Linked DNA regions of Homo sapiens: region 2 is linked to region 1. Evidence: read pairs that join two places in POLR2A ChIA-PET (ENCODE). Cell type or tissue: PC-3. All regions are shown on one strand. Links, peaks and the distances in the headings refer to the core of each region. The heading gives the core; the rest is flanking DNA.

What was found. ChIA-PET counts read pairs that join two places held together with the same protein. Peaks named below come from ENCODE experiments on the same cell type or tissue, not always from the same donor. Only the 100,000 strongest peaks of a DNase experiment are listed, where the experiment ranks them.
Region 2: POLR2A ChIA-PET joins it to region 1 with 7 read pairs; 1 of 35 experiments calls an interaction of 5 or more read pairs at or near these places.

Annotation. Positions count from the first base shown.
Region 1 is chr3:79,111,700-79,116,100 of GRCh38, forward strand. All of the region lies in intron 3 of ROBO1 (roundabout guidance receptor 1), which reads right to left. Among named protein-coding and RNA genes, the nearest start is that of MIR3923, 390 kb to the right of the region's middle. In PC-3, for the core only: no CTCF peak of the experiment used is centred there; a DNase peak (open chromatin) is centred at 2,342.
Region 2 is chr3:78,504,961-78,509,361 of GRCh38, forward strand. No RefSeq gene overlaps it. Among named protein-coding and RNA genes, the nearest start is that of LINC02077, 460 kb to the left of the region's middle. In PC-3, for the core only: no CTCF peak of the experiment used is centred there; DNase peaks (open chromatin) are centred at 2,081 and 2,611; H3K4me3 peaks cover 885 bases; H3K27ac peaks cover 2,268 bases.

The DNA.
Region 1 (4,401 bases), core at 332-4,331:
GACCAGAAAAGAAGAAAATAATTTTAAAGTAGCTGAATTTATTGTTATGGTTGCATTTAATGGAGATACTGGATACAAGGGCTAGTTCAAGCAGCTGGAAATGGTTCCAGCTGTGTGCTTGGTATTGACTAATAAAACTTAGACACAAATGATGTTTTAGTAAATAAGGTTTAGATACCAGGAATTCTTTGGCAGAATGGAGAGAGAGGAATTCATGTGGTTATCAAGCACTTGACATGTGGCTAGTCCAAAGCAAGATGTTTTTCTAAGTGTAACATAGTGCAAAAAATGTGAAGTACCTCAATAATACCTTTTGTATTGATTACATGTTGAAACAATAATATCTTGGCTATATTGGGTGAAACAAAATGTAAGTTTTAAAAATTATTTTACCCATTTCTTATTACTTTGTTTTGAAATATGGCTACTAGAAAATTTAAAATGACACATGCGGCTTGCATCTGTGGCATGGATTATATTTTTATTGGGCAGCTCTGATGTAGAAGAATATGAATATTTGAATTGATTTTTCATATGTGACATACTTACTCCTCTTCCAGCTTTGTCTCCTGAAGGGTCCAGAGTCATTCCCTTGAACAAGGCATTTGCACTCCAGAGAAGTGCTCCTGCACATCTGAAAGGCTTTGTCGTGTTTGTTCTTTGTTGGCTAGGGTGAGTTAGGAAGTAACCGCCACTGAAATCAGTCCTTGATTTCAGGAGGGATGACAGGGTCATGGAGTGGTCAATCCAAAATGGTCGTAGCTAACGATCAGAGACAAAGCAAACATAGTTTTCATAGTAGTTGATGAACTCCCAAGTTTATTTTGCTGTGGTTTAGAGATTATTACTTCCTAGAATTCAAATACCTGTGATTTACCAAGGTCCAAATGAGTTCATGTCCTTTGTAGAGACGTGGATGAAGCTGGAAACCATCATTCTCAGCAAACTATCACAAGGACAAAAAACCAAACACCGCATGTTCTCACTCATAGGTGGGAATTGAACAATGAGAACACATGGACATAGGAAGGGGAACATCACACACCCACACTGGGGCCTGTTGTGGGGTGCGGGGAGGGGGGAGGGATAGCATTAGGAGATATACCTAATGGTAAATGATGGGTTAATGGGTGCAGCACACCAACATGGCATATGTATACATATGTAACTAACCTGCACGTTGTGCACATGTACCCTAAAACTTAAAGTATAATAAAAAAATAAGTTTTAAATAGAAAAAAATTGAGATGTGGTTAAAAAAAAAAGACCTAACTTGATTCATAAATTGGAAAGTCATGTTTTATCACCAAATGGAGAGCTCATGAGCCCTCACTCAATGCAGAAGCTTGAAAGAGACTCTTAACTGAGGGAGAAGCCAGGTGGTTGTGAAAAGGACCACAAAATATCAAATTTATGTGCTTTGATTTTCTCTCTGAGCTTCTTTAAAGAAAGCCCATTTATCAGCATGTCTGTTTTGAAGAAAGAGAAACACAGGCTAGTTGATATTGCTAATACCTAGAGATCCAAAACACTAATGTTCCATCAGTCAAAAGATAGAATTTTATCCTAAGTACCTCTGCCCATGTGCCCAGAAATCCATCTTGCGACAGTCTGCCAGTTTTCGATTACATAATTGAATCAGCAATTGGCAAAATAACACATTGTCTTCCTGGCCCATTGAGTGAGGTTTTTTTTTTTAATAGAAAGAAGCTTTTAGAATTGTCACTCTATAGTAAATATAAAAATCAAATGAAAGAACACATCCCTGTAAAAAAATGAAATTATTGGCAAGGTGCAGTGGCTCACGCTTGTAATCCCAGCACTTTGGGAGGCCGACGTGGGTGGATCACCTGAGGTCAGGAGTTCGAGTCCAGCCTGACCAACATGGAGAAACCCTGTCTCTACTAAAAATACAAAATTAGCCAGGCACAGTGATGCAAGCCTGTAACCCGAGCTACTTGGGAGGCTGAGGCAGGATAATCGCTTGAACCTGGGAGGTGGAGGTTGCAGTGAGCCGAGATCCTGCCATTACACTCCAGCCTGGGCAACAAAAGTGAAACTCTGCCTCAAAAAAAAGTCAATTTTAAAGACTTGAAATATACAATAGGCCTTTATCCTGAACTTACTTCCCATTAAGCTTAACTCTTTGGCTTTTAGATCTCAGATAATGATGATTATTGCACACATAACTTATATGGTTTGGCTGCGTCCCCACCTAAATCTCACCTTCAATTGCAATAATCCGCATGTGTCAAGGGCTGGGCCAGGTGGACATGATTGAATCATAGGGGTGTTTCACCCATACTGTTCTCATGGTAGTGACTAAGTCTCATGAAATCTGATAAATGGTTTTATAAATGGGAGTTCCCCTGCACAAGCTGTCTTTCCTGCCTTCATGTAAGACTTGCCTTGCCTCCCTTTATCCTTCTGCTATGATTATGAGGCCTCCCAGCCACGTAGAACTGAGTCCATTAAACCTCTCTCCTGTATAAATCACCCAGTCTTGGGTATGTCTTTATTAGCAACATAAGAACAGACTATTACAATAACCCAGTGGAGATTTAAATGTTAAAGACTCTTCCAGACATTGTCCCTTTATTAGGGAAAATCAACAGAGACCTTGGCACATGAAATGCAGCTACTTTTCAGGCAAATGCACACTTCTCTCTCCAGTAAATGAACAATACTAAAAACATTTTGCTTTCGCTTTGCAGATATAGTAGCATATATTCACTATGTTACCTAAGAGCTACATCAACTCTCTGTTCTTTATTCCTCTGGGATGTTGATTATCTCTGTCCCCAGCTTATCATCCTGGTCAGCTTTTTTTGGTGAACTTAGGCTCATAGATCTTGGTGAGCAGTAAGCAACCATTACTCTATATGCATTTATAAGGCATCGACATTTCCATGGATAAGAGATAAATCCCACAAAAATTTAGGATTCTACCTACTATTCTTGTGAATTTTGTGGGGTCTAGTCATATCAGGACATTCTCTCCAAAGTGAAAGACAAGTGGCTGCTTTTTGGCTCACATTTTTCATTATATACATTGTGTATGTAGTATTTTTGGATTTTGGAAGAAACATATTCCACATCTGGGTGAGCCAATCCTCTATTCACCAAGGGACCCATCATGCTACCACTTTTGAGTGTGATGCAGAACAAGAGAAGGCTGTCCTACTATTTGGGGAATATGCCTCAGGAAATATAATTGTTCAGTGTTGGGATGTGGTATGGTGCTTCTGGCAAGATCTAATTGTAGAGTCATAGCATAGACCACCTAGGACTTTTTAAAAAAGCAGTGACCTCTTTGGAAAATAATCAATAATTAATCTTCCTTTGAAATCCATCTTCTATCTTGTGACTTGGGTCTAGGAATGATTGAGCCTCTGATCAGGGAAACCCAAATTTTCCCCAAATCATACAACCATCATGAACTGGGTGATGGTTGATCTTTCAAATCACAAATGTGCACTGAAGTATTCTATCATCAAGTGGAGTTAGCATCGGCAAAGCTCAAGTAGTTACTAAGAACACAAAAATGTGCTTTGATTGATTCAGGGATAGTGGCTAAAGGGCTGAATGAATGTTTGGGGTGTTTAGAGGGGAGAACTTTGAAGGATATGTAACAACAAAGTCTGGGTAAGAGATACGAGATGGATCCTTTGAATGATTTCAAAATATAAAGATATCACTGTCCTGGTGAACACTTACAAATAAATATTTAGCACGGTAAACAATCAGTAATAGTTACTTGGAGTCCCTCAGCGTCTTCCTCCAGCATCCCACTGCTTGCAAAATTGGCTCATAAACAGTGTTTCCAGGGTAGCAGGGATACAGGTTATATATGGGCTTAATCACATGGTATTACTCTCAACAAAACTGAATGACCACCAATACTGCCTATAGCCCAGTCTGCTCATTGCATAAAGCAATGTTGAGCCATCAATATGATGCAATATTATATCAGGTCTACCAAGCCAAGTTTGTGGCCAAATAATTATATTGAACTCCTTTCACCATGGAAAAGAAACAAGTAAATTTTGTCCTTAGTTGGGGTAGACGTTCTATGAATGTATTTTCTTTCCTTCTTACCATACTTCCGTGCGTAGCAGACCCACCATCTGTGCATTTACTAAATGCATTGTTCTATATGTGGTTATCATGCACAACATTGCTTCCAACAAAAAAATTATTTTCCAATGATAAAGTGAAGAAAGGACTGAAGATAGGCTGCTATAACAGTATAATGACCAGCCAAAATATTCAGTAGATTCAGTTATGGCACCATAACTGCCTTATGAGGTTAAAGTTCTTTCCTTAAGGAAGTAGTGTATGTTTTGAACTAATGACAAATTTCTTGTTTCTTACATTGCTTGTCTAGTAGTGATTAGTGCT
Region 2 (4,401 bases), core at 67-4,066, 610 kb before region 1:
ATACTAGTAAACTACATAGACTCAGCCACTTACAACTTACAAGTGGATACATCCAATTTAAAAGACACGAGTTAAAAAAAAAAAAGAAAAAAGCAGTAGTCTCACACCGGTACAATCTGTTACTAGCAGCAGAGTTAGTGTAGTTAAATGTTGAGAAATTGCAATTAGCAAGAAATTTTCAGTCTAATCAAAAGAAAAAAACTGAACGCTATTCAGCAAGAAAAAAAAAAAAAAGCTAATCGCTGGGCTTAGGAAGTATGTGAACCCCTCTAGCTAAGGTTTTCTCAAGTTGGGTTCCGTGTAGAAAAAACATCCACAGCCAGCTATGAGATTCCTGGACTAGCCAAAGCCTCGATTTCAATAAGTGATCAGTAAATGATCATAATTTTTTTCTGCAAATTCTTCTTTACTACAAATTCTGGTAGGTGTAGGATGAAAAGTATTATATGAAGTGCTGCCACATCCTTCCTTGAGAGTTTTTCAATCAATCCGGCACTGTCTAGGGAGCCTTCCTCAGAATTTGTAAAACTAGATACACCTCACTCACAGCTATCCCACGTAGGTTATTGCCCTTGTATTTTCATTTCTCAGTTTTATTTGTAAAATTTACTTCTTACCATTTTATTTTTATTTTATTTATTTATTTATTTTTTGAGAAGGAGTCTCGCTCTGTCACCCAGGCTGGAGTGCAGTAGGCGGCTCACTGCAAACTCCGCCTCTCGGGTTCCCGCCATTCTCCTGCCTCAGCTTCCCGAGTAGCTGGGACTACAGGCGCCCACCACCACGCCCGGATGATTTTTTTGTATTTTTAGTAGAGACAGGGTTTCACCGTGTTAGCCAGGATGGTGTCGATCTCCTGACCTCGTGATCAACCTGCCTCGGCCTCCCAAAGTGCTGGGATTACAGGCGTGAGCCACAGCACCCGGCCCCACTTCCTGCCATTTTAATGTTTTTGGTCATTACGGTAAGTGGTATTATTTGTTCACAATCATTTGCCCCACCCCAGGCTTTGTCGTACTTCTTTATCGTCAGAATATGATCCCTATGCACTTTGGCCTTGGTCATGTGACTTTGGCCAATGGAATAGGAGCAGATAGGACTTATACAATTTTTGAGCAGAAATGTTAAATGTACTTTTGTGGTTTGGCTCTGCCCCCTGAGCTTCTGCCTTCTAAAAAAAGACCAAGCTATGAAAAAGATCATGACCCAGATTAGGGTTGTTCCTTTACCCCTGAGACCTGGAATACAAGCCACCTGGAGCCAAGGCCGGCTACTGCCAGGGAAACCCAGCTGAACTCAGCAGTGTCATAGCTGACCAATGGTTCTCATAAACCAGGAGTGAGAAATAGACCTTTGTTATAAGTCACTGAGATTGCGGAGTTGTTTGTTGCTATAGCAAAAATTAGTACAATCTTCCATTTTTTAAAAATTGCGGATCAGATTGATAAATGTTACGCTACATTCAAAGCTATTTTCTTCATACAAATTTTACACATAATTTGGGTTGATTAGCAGTACAATAATTCTTTGCAAGCAGGCCTGATGCAACCCCCTCCCCTCTGCCGCCTTTTTTTTTTTAAAACAATCTAGCATTCAAGAAGATAACTTTGATTTATGAATCTTGGCGACAATGTTAAATTCCAGGCATATAATATTTTGTGGTGTTTAACTCAATCAAGATAAAACAACCACATTGCATTCTTAAGATATTTGCTTTCTACCAACTTCCTCCAAATAAACATCTTCTAAGGCCTAATAAACTCTCTCTCTGCCTGGTTTTAATCCTTCAAATCTTGAGGTCAGTCATCTCCCTCCTAAAACCTCTTAGTTTCTCTCTAGAAAATCATGAAATTGACCATATAAATATTTTCTGCCTCCTTATCTTCCTTAACCCACAGAGAAAGGTGATATCTTCTAAGTGTTGACAAAGGGTTGAAGTATTGAAGTATTTCAGTAAGGTGATAGCTCTGCAAAAGCCACCTATCAAAATACCCATGAAACACAAACCTCCCTATAATTAGTCATCAGAAATAATAAATCGTCACCATGCCAGCCTTTATATTCTCTGAGAGAACTGACCTGAAATATTCACTGTCCCTCCCTCACTTCCCATCTCCTGTGACTGCCAATCAAAGGGAGACAGTCCTGTCAGGGAGCTGAGCTGACTCAGCAAGGGTGGAAACAAGACCTGCAGTTACTTAACATTTAATCACACAAAAGGCCCTGGAAAAAAGAGATCAAAATGTGACAAAAATTAACCTAAAACCAACAGAAACGGGGACGTCTAAATACACATTGATGTGAAAGTGCTACTCTTAGAATCTGGGAAACTAGTCAAACAGTCTCCTGTTCAGGGACATAGACGTTGGTTTTCTTTTTGTTTCCCTCAAATTCACTTTCATCTTCCATTAAAAAACTTTGAATGACTTAAGAAACAAAGTTCTCCTGCTATAAACAAACACACACACAGTGTGAATGCAAATTTCTAACCTTCTGCTAGGTCTTCAGGGGACCATTGCCCCGGGCAGTTCTGGCCTGCTGGACTGGAGCCTGCTGTGTCAAGGTTGAAATTTGCTTTGAAGTCTGACACAGGGCCTCAAAAATCTCTTCCAGGGCCCACTACCTGAGTCTCAGAATTAGTCATTAATTCGGTTGGGACAAGCTGAAGTGTACATGAACATTATTAAATACACATTCCTTTGTTGTGATTATTATGGTAATTTTAAATGGAGAGATGTTAACCGCAGGGATCTTTAGGGTTAGATAATCTAATGATTCTTTTGAGGAACTGAGATAAGATTTAAAAGAAGATAGATCTAAAACTGACACTCCTGAGAGTACACCTAATTTTGACCTTGACTTATTTTGCAACCTAAGGCTAGTGACAAAACCTCTGAATCTCTGTGAGGGAGCTATAAAATTTTGATGAGATGCTATTTTTAAGAAATTCTGAAAAATTAACCCTTACCTAATTTTTGCTTTTCTTTCCTAGGTATTCAACAATTAACACACTAAGGTCCAGCCCTTATACCTACTCTCTCACACACACACATACACACACACACACACACACACAAATAAGCACATATAAACACCTAAAAGTTCAGTCTTGTCTTGATTCCAAAACACAACAAACATGTATCAAGAATCTCCACACCACAATCTAGAAAGAATGGACTTCACCCTTATATCTACTGTCTTTCACAAACACACAAATATGTACACATACACACTTAAAAGTTCAGTTCTGTCTTTATTCCAAAGCACAGCAGACATGTATCAAGAATCTCCATATCACGATCTGGAAGGAATGGACTTCAGCCGGTCACACAGACTCAGTGGGCCAGAGTAAACTGCTAAGGTTTTCATAAAGCTCCTGAAGAGATTCAGGACATGCTACCTCACACTATTTTAACTAAAGAAATTTGAGAAGACCACAGAAGCGGGAAGGTCATTCTCACCTTCCCATCATCTTTCGATGAAGCAGATCATAAAAGCTAGAAAGGGTTTTCTGACCTCCTCCTGAAGCAGATCATAAGAACTTCATCTGGGAAGTGGCCTCCCTCCACATGGAGGAAGAGGGAATTCTTATCTGTGAAGACACAGGGACAAGGAGAATAATCTTGGTGAGTAACAGGCCTTGCTAAGCTCCCTTCAGTTTACTACCAATAGATCATATTTTGTATCCAATCAGAGTTCTCCATGACTATCCGCCTTTTTATCAGACTTAGCCAAAAAAAAAAATAGGTTTTCCCATTTTTTCATATCTTCATTCCCTGATGACGATAGCATCTATAGAGTAAAAGATTACAGAGCCATTATTATAGTTTTAATATAGTTATTTCAACAGCTTCTTGCCAGAAACCTAATAATTCTTTGTAGTGACATGAAAACCTTTTGGGTGGTTGACAGTTCTTCCCTTTTGTTTATTGTGCTGTTAATTGTTAGTAATGATTTTTCCCACAAGTTGCCAAAAAAAAAAAAAAACCAAACAACATAAACAACCACATAATATTTATATTTTCCTATAAGTAGAAATCTTAAAAATTATTTTTAGATTGCACAATTCAGAAGATCAACAAAATTTCATGAGGAAGGCAGCTTCAATTATTAGCTCTGCTGAACTGAACATATTCACTCCCCTGTGGTCACAAAATGGCTGCTCCATTTTAGGCATCACATCCCAACACAGCAATGTCCAAGGAAAGGGCAGGAACGTGTGATAGGCCTATGCCTATACCCACCCCTGGTGAGGGTGATATGGTTTGGCTCTGTGTCCCCACCCAAATCTCATGTTGAATTGTGATCCTGAGTGTTGGAGGTAGGGCCTGGTGGAAGATGATTGGATCATGGGGACAGATTTCCGCCTTACTGTTGTCATGGAGTTCTCGTGATATCTGG